Regions from separate parts of the Homo sapiens genome. Here region 2 is linked to region 1. Evidence: read pairs that join two places in POLR2A ChIA-PET (ENCODE). Cell type or tissue: PC-9. All regions are shown on one strand. Links, peaks and the distances in the headings refer to the core of each region. The heading gives the core; the rest is flanking DNA.

Region 1 (7,877 bases), core at 1,742-6,741:
GTGGCAGGGAAGCAGCTGGACAGGTGATGCAGTTCCAGAGAGAAGCCCAAGGTGCCCAGTGTACAGCTGGTATCGGATGAGATCACCAGGAAGTCAGCAGAGAGAGGGGAGGGGCCAAGGACAGAACCCTGGGGGGCTTCGACATGAGGTGGCTGCGGGGAAGAGAAGCCAGCAGGGTGCAGAGAAAGCCAGGACTTCCATCCTGGAAGGTGGATGACAACCAGGAATTACCTACTGGCTTTTGCCACGTGGAGACCACAGGTGGCCTTGACAAAAGCAGCAGTTTTGAGGGAGGCAGGGGACAGAAGTCTGATTGGCCTTTTGAGAATGAGAGAGGTGGGGTGGAGACAGAAGAGAGAACCCTGAAGAGTTCTTGTTGCTGTTGTTTTTGAGACAGGGTTTCACTCTGTCGGCAGCCTGGAGCACAGTGATGCCATCACGGCTCACTGCAGCCTCCACCTCCTGGGCTCAACGGATCCTCCCAGTCTCCCAAGCAGCTGGGACTACAGGCACATGCCACCACGCCCGGGAGATGTTTGAAATCATTTTCACCAAAGTGTTTTGTTTAAAAAACAAAACAAACAAAAACACCACTCATCTTGGCATAGACGGAAAGCTGGCCCATTCCCCACGGGTGCTCACATCACACTCGTCAACTGATCCAGCTGTTAGGGGGCAGGGTATCACCCAGAGATCACAGAGGCTGGAGACAAGTTCATTCTCACTGGCTTAAGTGTTAACAATAAACCATAAATTAAATTCTAGGGTGACAAAATAAACGCCCCAAGCTTCAATAAGCAATTGTGAGAACACAGCCAATTCCTTGAAACGAACATTATTGGTGCTTGCTGCATCTGTGCCTCCACCCAGTCAGTAGGGGGTGTTTCTCTGGAATGGGCTCACCCACCCCCCTCAGGCTCCCACTGCACCAGTCCACACCAGTTCTCTTAAGAACTGTTCATTTACACACCATGAAAAAAGCAGCAACCCACAGATATAGCTATTTTTTTTCTTTTCTTTTCCTTTTCTTTTTTTTTTTGAGGCAGGGTCCCCCAGGCTGGAGAGCAGCAGTGGCGTGATCACGGCTCACTCCCTGCAGCCTTATCTCCTGGGCTCAAGTGATTCTCCCCTCAGTCTCCCGAGTAGCAGACTACAGGTGCGCATTATCATGTGGCTAATTTTTTTTTTTTTTTTTGAGATGGAGTCTCACTCCATCACCCAGGCTGGAGTGCACTGGCGCGATCTCGGCTCACTGCAACCTCTGCCTCTCGGGTTCAAGCATTTCTCCTGTCTCAGCCTCCCGAGTAGCTGGGATTACAGGTGCCTGCCACCATGCCTGGCTACTTTTTCTATTTTTAGTAGAGACGGGTTTCACCTTCTTGGTCAGGCTGGTCTCAAACTCCTCACCTCAGGTGATCCACCTGCCTTGGCCTCCCAAAGTGCTGGGATTACAGGGATGAGCCACCATGCCTGGCAGTGGCTAATTTTTTATTTTTTGTAGACACGGGGTCTTGCTATGTTGCCCAGACTGGTTTCAAACTCCTGGGCTACAGTAATCTTCCCACCTTGGCCTTCCAAAGTGTTGGAATTACAGGCATGAACCACTATACCTGATCCTAATTGTTTTTTCTTTGGTAGAAATTAATAATTTTACTCACTGGTTTTTCTTAATTTTTTCCTTTTTTTAACTGATTTTCGAGTAAAAACTTTAGTTTTGACAAAGAAAATATATTCATAAACATATACACTTTTATTAAGTCAACTACTGGTATTATATTAAATATATATCTTCTAATATGCAGAATATATATATTCTAATATGCAGATTTTGCAGCTCGCCAAACAGAGGTATTTAAGATCACGCACAGATCAATTTTCAAAGACAAAAGGCAGCACACAGTGCAGGGAAATCTAGTCCCAGAGGGAGCCCCCATGTCAGCTGGGCAGGACCCTTCACACCAGCAGCACTGATGGGGGCGGTGCCCACCCCGGCCCCAGGAACAGGATCACAGGAAATGAGCTCAGCTGCTGCACTGGAGCAGGATGAGAAATCGAGAATGAATCCTCACTCCTTCCTAGTACAACGCCAGAGTAGTCCTAAATATATACAGAGACGCTCTCCCACACACTCCAAACTGGGCTGGGACCGCCAGGACAGGAAGGACGACGTGACAGCCAGGAAGAGAACCGTCTACGCATCTTCCTCCTGGAAGGCCTCGGACTTGTCTCTGTTTAACTGAGGCGGAAGGACAGAAAGGAGCCCCAATGCTCTGGCCTCTAGAGTTCTGTAACAGAGTCCGTCCTAACTTACTCTTCCTGGCTCTCTAACCCTTGAGACTGAGACTTGCTAATACACTTCTAGAAGACAGTGGGCACAGCACTCATAACAAAGTACAGTGATTAAACGGTATCTACAGTGATTAAATGCTTCCTACCCCGCATTAAGAAGCAGGGAGGAAGAGTTTTGAATGTAAGAAAGTAAAAAGTTTGCAAAGCATCAGTAAATAAGGTTCAAAGGAGAGCAACTTAACTTCAGTAATTAGTAATTTGGGGAATTTTTAGCAACTATTCGTAACATCCACCAAACTCTTAGGATTAATTCAAGCTTATAACATAGTCCTTCCTATTTGACAGACTTGAGAAGGCAGGATCTTTTAATACTTTCAATTTGCTTTTTATTCTCTTATACCCTAAATATTTGATGAAATATTCAACCCACCCATTGCTAATGGCAGCTTCCACTTTCTGAACATCTACATATGGGTCAGGGATGTTATATAATAATATCTCTACAGGCATATGGTCTCAAAACTCCTGGGCTCAAGTGATCTGCCCACCTCGGCCTTCCAAGGTGCTGGGATTACAGGCGTGAGCCACTGGGTCCAGTCTAAATGTTTGGTATTTTTAATCCCTTGTTATTTGTCTTTACTCCCCACATAAGACTTTTTACGTGTCAGTTTTAAAATTCAGAGGCAAAAATTAACTCCACTCATTTTTCTTGTTGCTCTTAACTTAATCTAGTAGACAGTATATTTTGAAATTTCTTTGTGTCACTGCTGTGAATTCAGAAAAGTCTGGTTTTCTTTCTGCACAGTAAAATACCAGCTGCTCCTAATGTCATGATTAGTACCATCTTCTGAAGAATTGACAGTCCATGCAGCAAGTATCATTTTAGTTTAAGGTGAACTGTGTCTTTCAAATTACTTGAGAACTGGTAATTCAAGTAAGCAATTCTTTCACTCTCCTGTAAGCAAGCACACTGTCCGATGTGCCACCCCTCTCCCCCACCAATTGCACTTGGATCGCTTAGGCTAACATATGTGTACCCTACGGCACAGAAATTCCCTCCCAGGTAAACACCCAAGAGAAGTGAGCAGGTATGTCTACCAAAAAGACACACACAAGAATGTTCAAAGCAGCTTTACTCATAATTATCAAAAACTGTAAACTACCCAAATGTCCACTCACAGAAGAGTGGATAACCTGTAGTATTCATGTAATGAACTAGTACACATTAAAAAAAAAAAAAGAAAAAAAAAAGGAGGAGCCAGGTGTGGTGGCTCATGCCTGTAATCCCAGCACTTTGGGAAGCCGAGGCGGGTGGATCACCTGAGGTCAGACGTTCAAGACTAGCCTGGCCAACATGGTGTAACCCTGTCTCTACTAAAAATACAAAAATTAGCCAGGCGTGGTGGCACATGCCTATAGTCCCAGCTACTAGGGAGGCTGAGGCAGGAGAATCGCTTGAACCCAGGAGGCAGAGGTTGTAGCAAGCCACTGCACTCCAGCCTGGGTGACAGAGCGAGACTCTGTCTCAAAAAAAAAAAAAAAGGATGAACTCCTGTCATACACAACACTGATGAATCACACGGATGTATGTGAAGCTAAAAAAAAACCAGACACAAAATACTGCAGGATTCCATTACATGAGACTCAGAAACAGACACAACCCCAAGATCATGCAATGGGGGAAAACAGCATCTTCAAATGGTACTGGGGTGGCTGGACAACCACATGCTGAAGAATAACTGTGCGCCCCTACCTCACACCATATACAAAAAAATTAACTCAAAATGAATTGAAGGCCTACATGTAAGAACTCAAACTACGAAACACTTAAAACACGGCTGGGCGTGGTGGCTCACACCTATAATCCCAGCACTTTGGGAGGCCGAGGTGAGTGGATCATGAGGTCAAAAGATCAAGACCATCCTGGCCAACATGGTGAAACCCCGTCTCTACTAACAAAAATTAGCTGGGCATGGTGGCACATGCCTGTAGTCCCAGCTACTCAGGAGACTGAGGCAGGAGAATCGCGTGAACCTGGGAGGCAGAGGTTGCAGTGAGCCGAGATCACGCCATTGCATTCCAGCCTGGTGACAGAGTGAGGTTCCGTCTCAAAAACAAAACAAAACAAAACAAAAAACCACATGTAAATCTTTGTGGCCTTGGATTAGGCAATGGATTCTTACAGGTAAAACATGAAAAACAGGTAAGTTAAACTTCACCAAAATAAAAATCATTCTGTTTTTTAACTACAAACACCAAACCTGAACAAAAAAATGTTCAAAAGAAGCCATTAAGAAAGATGGCTGGGCATGGGTGGCTCACACCTGTAATCCCAGCACTTTGGGAGGCTGAGGTGGGCAGATCACAAGGTCAAGAGATCGAGACCATCCTGGCTAACACAGTGAAACCCCGTCTCTACTAAAAATATTTTTTAAAAAATTAGCCAGGCATGGTGGCGGGTGCCTGTAGTCCCAGCTACTCAGGAGGCTGAGGCAGGAGAATGGCGTGAACCCGGGAGGCGGAGCTTGCAGTGAGCTGAGATCGCGCCACTGCACTCCAGCCTGGGCGACAGAGTGAGACTCCGTCTCATTAAAAAAAAAAAAAAAGTGAGAAGACAAACAACAGAAGCGTAGGAAATATCTGAAATCACATATCTGATAAGGGACTTACATCCAGAATACACAAAAAGCTCTCCCAACTCACTCATAAAGACAAATATCCCAATTTAAAAATGGGCAAAGGATCTGAATCATCATTTCTCCAAAGAAGATATATTAATACAAATGCCCAATATGCACAGAAAAAGATGCTCAAAGTCATTCGCAATCAGGGAAATGCAAATCAAAACTGTAACCAGACCTCACTTCACACCCACTAGGGTAGCTACAATAAAAAAGACAAATCATAACAAGCGTTGGCCATGAGGTGGAGAGATGAACTCTTACACACTGCTAGTGAGATTGTAAAATGATGTAGCCTGGCAGTTCCTCAAAGTGCTAAACACAGTTACTACATGACCCGTCATTCCACCCCTAGGTATATAAACAGGAGAAATCAAAGCATGTCTGCACCAAAACTTGCACACTGCATGTTTACTAAGAACCAGGTTTTAAAAAATTTAATATAAAAAAAATTTGTACATGAATATTCACAGCAGCATCATTCGTAATAGTCAAAAAGTGAAAACCGAAATGTCCATCAACTGATAGCTAAATAAACAGAATGTGGTCTACCTAGACAATGGAATACTACTATTCAGCCAGAGAAAGTAATTAAATAACAATACAACATGGATGAACCTTGAAAAGATTATGCTAAATGAAAGAAGCCAGCTACAAAAGACCACGTATAGTATGATTCCATTTATATAAAATGTCCAGAATAGGCAAATCCATAGAGACAAAAAGTATATTAGTGGTTGCCAGGGGCTGGGGAGAGGGAATGCTAAGTACTGCTAATGGGTACAAGGCTCAGGGGCAATGAAAATGCTCTAGAATTAGACAGCGGTGAGAGCTGCACAAATGTGTGAATAGAGTAAGAACCAATAAATCATACACTTAAATCAAAAAGCCAGGCGTGGTGGATCACGCCTGTAATCCCAGCACTTTGGGAGGCCAAAGCAGGTGGATCACTTGAGGTCAGGAGTTCCAGGCCAGCCTGGCCAACATAGTGAAACCCCATCTCTACTAAAAATACAAAAATTAGCCAGGCGTGGTGGTGCGCACCTGTAGTCCCAGCTGCTTGGGAGGCTGAGGCAGGAGAATTGCTTGAACCTGGGAGGCAGAGGTTGTGATATGCTGAGATTGTGCCACTGCACTCCAGCCTGGGTGACAGAGCAAGACTCCTTCTCAAAAATAAGTAAATAAAACAATAATAAAAAACCAAGCACAACGAATCTGTGATATGGGTCACAACAGTGTGTACCACACATGAGGGGGTCACAACAGAGACTACTTGGGTGCACGATTCATTAATTTATTCAAAAAGTATTAAAGGTATTTAAAAATATTCCTGAAATGAAGCAAGACATTGTGGCTACGAGTAAGCACCTGAGTCCTTCAGACTTCACCGCTTACTGTGTTGCAAAATACTGAGCATGAACTCCAGTTTCCTTGTGGGTAAATTAAGGATAATCCCAGAACTGTGGGTGAATGTGACAGTGGATGTCAACAATGAGCAGTGCCAGGCTCTGAGACAGCCCCAGCACGCAGAGCCAGCCTAATCGTTTTGTGATCACATACGCATCACAGAAGATGTGCTGGGCTTCCCCTTTCCCACAGAAACAGCATGGAAGCCCCTCCCAGGAACACGCCCGTCTGCAGTGCAGCTCAGTGCCTGGTGCACAGCTGGCGCTCAACAGGTGCATGTGAGTGAAAAGAAACCCACAGCTTCCAGAAGGTTCTTCCTACGTCACCTGCCTCCTTCTATATTCTGTGCCCATGAACTTGGACATCCAGAACATACTCTCCTATCTAAATACAAGTACATGCAATTCTCCCTTAATAGGGCTGTTATTTATTTGTATTTTATCTTTTATTATTTTTAAACTCATTCAACTGGAAAATACTAGTGACAAGAAAAACAAATTCATGCCAGGGACTTTTTTTCATCCTAGCATAGATCCTGAGATCAGCAGAGTTGATCTGAGTTGCTGAAACCTTCTGCATATAAACCATTTTCAGCAGGGTTCTTAACAACTGTCCAGAGCCAAGTACTGAATTATCTGAGTCCAACTGCCAATCTTTCTAAATTGAATAGTCAATATGTCAGGAATACTATGGTGTTAAAAAAGAAAAAAAGGATAAAAGTAAACATTTTTATGGGAAATTTTCTCTTATCCAAAATTCCTTCAATCTTTTACCTTATTTAGACATTGACTCTGCATTTCTGCATGAGGAATAAGTATGTCTCTGGAAGAAAAAATACTGTTGCTAATTATATGAAACTTCTAGGACCTAATCCAGCACCAGAGAAGTGAGGCTAAAGAAATGCTAAATTACGCTTGTAATCCCAGCATTTTGGGAGGCCGAGGTGGGTGGATCACGAGGTCAGGAGATCGAAACCATCCTGGCTAACACGGTGAAACCCTGTCTCTACTAAAAAATACAAAAAAATTAGCTGGGCGTGGTGGCAGGCACCTGTAATCCCAGCTACTGAGGAGGCTGAGGCAGGAGAATGGCATGAACCTGGGAGACGGAGCTTGCAGTGAGCCGAGATTGTGCCACTGCACTTCAGCCTGGGCAACAGAGCAAGACTCTGTCTCAAAGGAAAAAAAAAAAAAAGAAATGCTAGATTGGCCAGGCGTGGTGGCTCATGCCTGTAATCCCAGCACTTTGGGAGGCTGACATGGGCGGATCACGAGGTCAAGAGATCGAGAGCATCCTGGCCAACATGGTGAAACCCCGTCTCTACTAAAAATACAAAAAAAAATTAGCTGTGTGTGGTGGTGTGCACCTGTAGTCCCAGCTACTTCGGAGGCTGACGCAGGAGAATTGCTTGAACCCAGGAGGCGGAGGTTGCAGTGAGCCGAGATCGCGCCACTGCACTCCAGCCTAGTGACAGAGGGAGACTCCATCTCCAAAAAAAAA
Region 2 (7,877 bases), core at 1,459-6,458, 230 kb after region 1:
GGATTACAGGCATGAGCCGCTGAGTTCAGCCGAGAGTACACCTTTTGAGCCATCATGGGTGATGGTTTCCAGGAATATTATTTTTCCATGAAATTGTTTTTCCATGAAATCGTTTTATCTGACTCCAGTGAGTTGACTCATGAACATATTGTAAAAAGGGTAACCAAAGTCGCGAGAGAAGAATTGGTCTATCACTGAACTGTACCATAAACCCATTTCAGGAGAGGACGTGACATCCCCCTCTTACTTTTCCAAAGCTTTAACTCTTTTTCAGGGCCTTTCTCTGTGCTTTCTTCAGCGAGGTTTTTTTGTTTTGTTTTGTTTTTGAGATGGAGTCTCACTCTGTCTTCCAGCCTGGAGTGCAGTCGCGCAATCTCAGCTCACTGCAACCTCTGCCTCCTGGGTTCAAGCGATTCTCCTGCCTCAGCCTCCCGGGTAGCTGGAATTACAGGTATGCACCACCACGCCTGGCTAATTTTTGTATTTTTAGTAGAGACAGGGTTTCACCATGTTGGCCAGGCTGGTCTTGGACTCCTGGCCTCAAGTGATCTGCCCGCCTTGGCCTCCCAAAGTGCAGGAATTACAGGCATGAGCCACCGTGCTTGGCCTCCTTCAGCAAAGTTTTAATTGGAGCATATGCTTGCAGGGATAGCTCGAGATGTATAGTTTTTGGGTGAGGAAAGACACTTCAGCAACAGTTTTGGTCACAGCCTCTGTGAAACAGTTGCTCTTACCATCAAAAGTGTCTGGCTTCCGATGTCTAGGAATTTTGATAAGGGCCAGTGATTTCAGTTTCTGAATGACCTCCAAGAGATCAAAGGCCTGTTGGCCATTTTTAAGGGATTGTCTGGAAGAAGTCAGGAATCTACGTTATTTCCGGAGCATCCCCAAATCACGTGCTGTTGTAAATGCGCCTCTGCTCTCTGTGTAAACTTCAGCAACCTTGCTTTCTGCGCATCGACAGGCTCTGGCTAAGGCAATCAGTTTTGCTGGGTGGGCCAACTTTGCCTCTGGGAGAGGGTTGTCTTTTAGGACTTCAGTCACAGAGACAGCTGCATCACCTTGCAGTGTTTTCCAGAATTGCCATTTAATTAGGGGCCATCAGTAAACCAAATTACATCAGCATCCTCTGTAGGCATCTCCTGTGAGTTCTGCCTAGGAGTGAGAATTTGCTGGGTCACGGCAATACAGCCAGGGAGCAGCCCATCAGAAGGCAATGGCAGCACAGTAGCAGGGCTAAGATCCCTACAGTGAGAGAGTAATGTGAGGTGAAGGCAAGGGAAGAACTCCACATAAAGAAGCCTGTGGCAAGAGTGATGCTGCAAATGATGAGTGGCTGAAATTATTCTCCCAATGTATGTGGGTGCTTGTGACCGTAAGTGGTGAGGCAGGGTTTGCCATAAGTTGCTCACATCATCCATTGGTTCCGAATTCAAAATATTTTCTTTCTTTTTTTTATTTTTTTGAGACAGAATTTTGCTCTATTGCCTGGGCTGGAGTGCAGTGGCACAATCTCAGCTCACTGCAACCTCCACTTCCTGGGTTCAAGCGATTCTCCTGCCTCAGCCTCCCGAGTATCTGGGATTACAAGCACGCACCACCACACCTGGCTAATTTTTGTATTTTTAGTAGAGATGGGGTTTCGCCATGTTGACCAGGCTGGTCTTGAGCTTCTGACCTCAGGTGATCCATCTGCCTTGGCCTCCCAAAGTGCTGGGATTACAGGCGTGAGCCTCCATGCCCGGCCTCAGGCATTTCTTTGCAGCAATGCAAAAATAGTCTCATGCAGTCCCTATTTGAAATTCTGAAACTTGGGCCTTACAGTCATGGGTGGGTTAGGCACTCCCACCATTTCAGTGGTTTCGTTCCTCTGAGGAAGGGGACAGTTATATATGATGGGGTTGAGAACAGAGAAGACAGCTCTGGTGTCAGTGAGAGCAGGAGTCTCTTCACTCAGCAGTGGATCCACTCCTCCTAATGGGAGAGGAAGGAGAAATAGAAACGCCCCCTTCGGCTCCCCAGAGCAGCTGTTTCTCTTGGGTGGTTTTTCTCTCCTGTTGCCATTTAAGTTGTTTGCAATCTTTTTAAAGGTGACTTTGTTTCTTGCAAGAGAAGCAGACCCCTCTTTGGTCATGTGGGCTTATCTGCATCTTCTTAAGAGGTTGGGTCTGGCAAGTCAGCTGCTGGAGCTGCCTTCGTTGAAAGAAGCGGGTTGACCAGAAGATCTGCAAGAGTGCTGTGGGATTTGCTGAGCCTCTTCCTCTGGCGGAGGAGGGATAGGAGAGATGGTAACCAGAGCATGGAAGGCCTGACAAAAGTGGATGTAGAGGTGTGGGAGGAGGCAACAGGAGAGCAGTGGAAGGAGAAAGAGAAGACATTTTCAAGGTTTTCTTTAGTTGTGAAATTGTTTCTGACAATTTTTTGCTTATCTCCTGGACGGAAGCCATTTTTTCCATACCTCTCTTAGAAGCTTCTACCTACCGTTAAAATAGGACTGCTGTTCAATTTGTCTGGTTCTAAAACCTGCTAATTGTATGCACAAACATATTAACTTAGAAATTTCCAAAGACCCCGATTTTGGCCATTGAAATTTGGGGTCATCCTGAGTCATGTGGGTGCATCTGGCTGGGTGTCCACAGCATGGCGCTCTACAGGGGTGACCCACAAACCCGGCTGGTGCTTCCAAGGGGGATTGCCCCTTAAAGGAAAGCTCAGTTTTTGACAACCATTTTCCCATACTTTTAGAAATTCCTTCTCAAAAGTGATCAAGGCTGGAACAGAGCTTCTGGTTGAAGTGTGCTACTTGCAAGCGTCACTCCCTAAGGTCCCAGTGACACCGTGATTGACTGTCTTATGTGTCTCAGAATCCCTGGTCCCCTTGCAGTGGTAGAGTGCTAAAGGCGCCAGGTGACCAGCCCTTATGTGCACCTTCCAGCTGGGGTCTGTCCTGCAGGGAGGCCCTCTCAGACTGCTACACATCATGGACAAACATCCCAACACCCCCATAAAATCTCTAGTCCCCTGCAGCACCCAGCTGGGTTTGGAGGGAGCAAGTGTCTCTTAACTTCCAGGTGAGAGAACTCACCCTCATGCACCCTTTGGTTTGAAACTAGCAGGAATTGGTCACAATTGAAAAGACGAGTCCAAATTACCAGCAATAGGAAACAGCTACAATTTTAAAATCATGCTATGTAACTTTAGGTCAAAAAAAGTGAAATCACCAGTGCTAGTGAAACCACCTTTGCAAAAAAGATAACAATGAGGAAATTATGATGGTGAAAGAGATCTGACCTAACCAGCTCCATCTTACCTTTCACCTCCAAGCTGCCCTTGTTCATTCCTGAGTGTAGGCCAAAGGAGGAAGGGAGGGATTTATAGCTTAATGTTGAAGCAAAGATAACAGCCTCTCCCCAAAACAAACCCTCTCCTTGCCTGGGGATCAGACAGCCTTTGTAGAACTAACAAATGAGCCACAGATGAGAAATTTTGGCTCAGGAGTCACGCGGCCAGAGGCCACAAGATTCCTCACCTCCCCAGTTGCCCCCATAGGTAACGTTACTATTATGAAACCTAAGGTTGGTGTTTGAGGTGTTTTTCAGACCCTGCATTCTGATGGGTCAGCTGAGGCTACACTGACTGGTGAACTGGCTCATCTCGTCTTATGATCCCCACTCAAGAACCAACTCAGCCCAAGAGGACAGCTTCGACTCCCGGCGGTTTCATCCCCGACCCAAGCAGTCAGCACTCCCACTTCCCATCCTCCTGCCCACCAAACTATCTTTAAAAAAATCCTAAACTTTGAATTTTCAGGGAGGCTGATTTGAGTAGCAATAAAACTTTAGTTTCCTGTTTAGCCGATGACAACATGTATTAAACTGTTTTTATTTATTTATTTATTTATTTATTTATGAGATAGAGTTTCACTCTTGTTGCCCAGGCTGGAGTGCAATGGCGTGATCTCGGCTCATGACAACCTCTGTCTCCTGGGTTCAAGTGATTTTCCTGCCTCAGCCTCCCGAGTAGCTGGGATTACAAGCATGCGCCACCATGCCTGGCTAATTTTGTATTTTTAGTAGAGATGGGGTTTCTCCATGTTGGTCAGGCTGGTCTCAAACTCCCGACCTCAGGTGATCTGCCCCCCTCAGCCTCCCAAAGTGCTGGGATTACAGGCATGAGCCACTGTGCCCGGCCTTAAACTCTTTCTTTCTCTGTTGCAATTCCCTGTCTTGATAAATTGGCTTCCTCTGAACAGTGGGCAAGAGGAACCCATTGGGCAGTTACACTAGACTCCAACACTGTAACCCAAAACGCTGCCATGAGGCTGAGGAGAAGACAGACATTCTCTGCAGAGCTTTTGCCTAAATCTCCTGTCCAGAGACAGAGACAGAAGCCCTCACTCTTGCAGGAAAGAAAGGATTTGGAAAACAGCCCAAATAAAGTTTCAACTTCTTCACAACAGCCAAAATTTGGAAGCAACCTACATGTCCATCAACAGAGGTACTTACACAATGGAGTACTATTCAGCCATAAAAAAGAATGAGATCCTGTCATTTTCAAAAACATGGATGGACTAGAAGTCATTATGATAAATGAAATAACCCAGTCTCAGAAAGACAAACATCGCGTGTTCTCATTTATTTGTGGGATCTAAAAGTCAAAACAATTGAACTCGTGGAGACAGAGAGTAGAAGGATGATTACCAGAGGCTAAGAAGGGTAGTGGGAGGGTGAAGGGGAGGTGGGTTCATGGATACAAAACAAATAGTTAGAAAGAATGAATAAGACCTAGTATTTGATAGCACAAAAGGGGGACTATAGTCAATAATAATTTAATTTTACATTTTAAAATAACAAAAAGAGTATAATTGAATTGTTTGTAACATAAAGTATAAATGCTTGTGGGACTGGATACCCCATTTTCCATGATAAGATTATTACATGTTGCATGTCTGTGTCAAAACATCTTATGTTCTGCATAAATATATACACCTATATGTCCACAAAAAATAAAAATTAAAAATTAGAAAAAGATCTAGACCTCAACCAAAAGGAAGGGAGGTCTGAATTCAGGACTCAACCTTTGCACGCAAGGAAACCTCTGGAGTCAGAGGAACACAGAGTGTTTATACTGGTTCGGATTGCTGAGTGTGAGAGGGAATGCCAGTTGGCTGCAAGGGAGGAATAGAGCTGAATCCTCCAGACAACACCAGAAATGCCAACCAAAATTAAGAAACTGAGGCCCCAGGCACGGTGGCTCATGCCTGTAATCCCAGCACTTTGGGAGGCCAAGGCAGGAGGATCACCTGAGGTCAGGAGTTCAAGACCAGCCTGGCCAACATGGTGAAATCCCGTCTCTACTAAAAATACAAAAATTAGCCAGGCATGGTGGCGGGCACCTATAATCCCAGCTACTCGGGCGGCTGAGGCAAGAGAATCACCTGAACCTGGGGGGCGGAGGTTGCAGTGAGGCAAGATCGCGCCACTGCACTCCAGCCTGGGCGACAGAATGAAACTTTGTAAAAAAAAAAAAAGAAAGAAAGAGAGAGAGAAAGAGGGAAAGAGAGAGAGAGAGAGAAAGAGAGAAAGAGAGAAAGAAAGAAAGAAAAGAAAGAAAGAAAGAAAGAAAGAAAGAAAGAAAGAAAGAAAGAAAGAAAGAAAGAAAAGAAAGAAAGAAAGAAAAGGTATCCCATGGTAATCCCATGGTGAGATCCTATGGTGAGATCATAGCTCACTGCAGCCTGGAACTCCTGGGCTCAAGTGATCCTCCCACCTCTGCCTCTAGTCCTAGTCTTTGAGTAGCTAGGACTGTAGGTGCATGCCACTATGCCTGGCTTTTTTTTTTTTTTAATAGAGATAGGGTCTCACTCTGTTACACAGGCTAGAGGGCAGTGGTATGATCACAGCTAACTGCAGCCTGGAACTCCTGGGCTCAAGCCCTCCTCCCAATCCTTGGCCTCACAAAGCACCGGGATTACGTGTGCGAGCCGCCAAACTCAGCCACAAGTCAGTATTTAAAGGAAAAATGGGGCAGTTCCTAAGTTGTTTACCAAAAATTTTTATTGTTTCATTAAAATAACCTATTGATTTATTAGACATCGTTCTTTGTATCACAAATTCCAGGAGCATGAAGATAATGGGTGAGGCTCACATTGTGCAACTTGTGGTAATATTTTAGGTAATTTATTAGCTAGCCTGGAAACTACAGGGAAGGAAAGAAAAAAACAAAGCCCTTAAACAGTTACCCCTGGGCATGGCTGCGGGGGTGTGACTGAGGTCCCATGCTCCTGTCCCTCTGGACCTGATACATTTTGCAGACCCCCCCCCATTCCTCAGGCTGTTCTGAGCCACTTTTCTTTATCAGTTGACAAGGATGCACACCCATGTACTCTTTGTGTCTGGCTTATTCACTCACAATTAAACTTATTCACTCACTTGCTGGAAGTTGCCAGGTCATAGGGTTTGGGTAGGTTCAGCTTTAGAACACACTGCCAAACAGTTTCTCCAGGTGTTTGTACAAAGTGCACTCCCGGCCGGGTGCGGTGGCTCACGCCTGTAATCCCAGCACTTTGGGAGGCAGAGGCGGGTGGATCACGAGGTCAGGAGATCAAGACCATCCTGGCTAACATGGTGAAACCCTGTGTCTACTAAAAATACAAAAAAATTAGCCGGGCGTGGTGGCGGGCACCTGTAGTCCCAGCTACTCGGGAGGCTGAGGCAGGAGAATCACCAGAACCCAGGAGGCGGACGGTGCAGTGAGCCAAGATCGTGCGCCACTGCACTCCCGCCTGGCGACAGAACGAGACTCTGTCTCAAAAAAAAAAAAAAGAAAAAAAGTGCACTCCCACCAGCAAAGTGAGATGCCTCTGGGTGCTGGGTATCCTGGTGAACACTTGGTATTCTCAGTTGCTCAGCTGGTGGCGGGTGCGTGATTGTATCACTGCTTTGTAGATTTGAGGCTGCTGGGGATAGCATTCGACATCCAAGACCTGCCTAAGGAGAGGAATCTAATAAGTCTCAGAAAGTTTCAAACTCTTTATTTTCACTCAGTTTTCAAAGACATATGTTAATTAACTGTCCATTACACTGCAGACTGACTGAGCTGGGCTCCCTCTGTTTCTATATGCAATTAAGTTACTCAGGAAACACTTTCTTTTTTAAAAGCTTTGATAAATAGGTTATAAGTATATTTAAAACTACATGGAAATTAAAATGTTATTGCTGTATGCAATGCTATAAATGAGATAAAACATGCAAATCTGATGGAATTCTGTGCCAAATAGCTAGTCTTTCTTTCTTTCTTTTTTTTTGTTTTTTTTCCCGAGACAGAATCTTGCTCTGTGGCCCCGGCTGGAGTGCAGTGGCGCAATCTCAGGTGACTGCAACCTCCACCTCCTGGGTTCAAGCAATTATCCTGCCTCAGCCTCCCAAGTAGCTGGGACTACAGGTGCGTGCCACCACACCCCGCTAATTTTTTGTACTTTTTTTTTTTTTTTGAAACAGAGTCTTGCTCTGTTGCCCAGGCTGGAGTGCAGTGGTGCGATCTCGGCTCACTGCAAGCTCTGCCTCCCGGGTTCACGCCATTCTCTTGCCTCAGCCTCCCGAGTAGCTGGGACTACAGGTGCCTGCCACCACGCCTGGCTAATTTTTTGTATTTTTAGTAGAGACGGGGTTTCACCGTGTTAGCCAGGATGGTCTCGATCTCCTGACCTCGTGATCCACCCGCCTCTGCCTCCCAAAGTGCTGGGATTACAGGCGTGAGTCACCGTGCCTGGCCATTTTTTTGTATTCTTAGTAGAGACAGGGTTTCAGCATATTGGCCAGGCTGGTCTCAAGCTCCTGACCTCGTGATCAGCCTGCCTCGACCTCCCAAAGTGCTGG

The links. Peaks named below come from ENCODE experiments on the same cell type or tissue, not always from the same donor. Only the 100,000 strongest peaks of a DNase experiment are listed, where the experiment ranks them.
Region 2: POLR2A ChIA-PET joins it to region 1 with 6 read pairs; 3 of 35 experiments call an interaction of 5 or more read pairs at or near these places.

Annotation. Positions count from the first base shown.
Region 1 is chr14:103,021,991-103,029,867 of GRCh38, forward strand. The region is part of intron 1 of CDC42BPB (CDC42 binding protein kinase beta); the gene reads right to left. Among named protein-coding and RNA genes, the nearest start is that of CDC42BPB, 32 kb to the right of the region's middle. RefSeq lists a silencer at 1,305-1,572. In PC-9, for the core only: a CTCF peak has its summit at 5,315; DNase peaks (open chromatin) are centred at 3,928, 4,441, 5,201 and 6,371; H3K4me3 peaks cover 1,212 bases; H3K27ac peaks cover 4,906 bases.
Region 2 is chr14:103,247,747-103,255,623 of GRCh38, forward strand. No RefSeq gene overlaps it. Among named protein-coding and RNA genes, the nearest start is that of LINC00605, 63 kb to the left of the region's middle. In PC-9, for the core only: no CTCF peak of the experiment used is centred there; DNase peaks (open chromatin) are centred at 3,345 and 6,095; H3K4me3 peaks cover 806 bases; H3K27ac peaks cover 4,357 bases.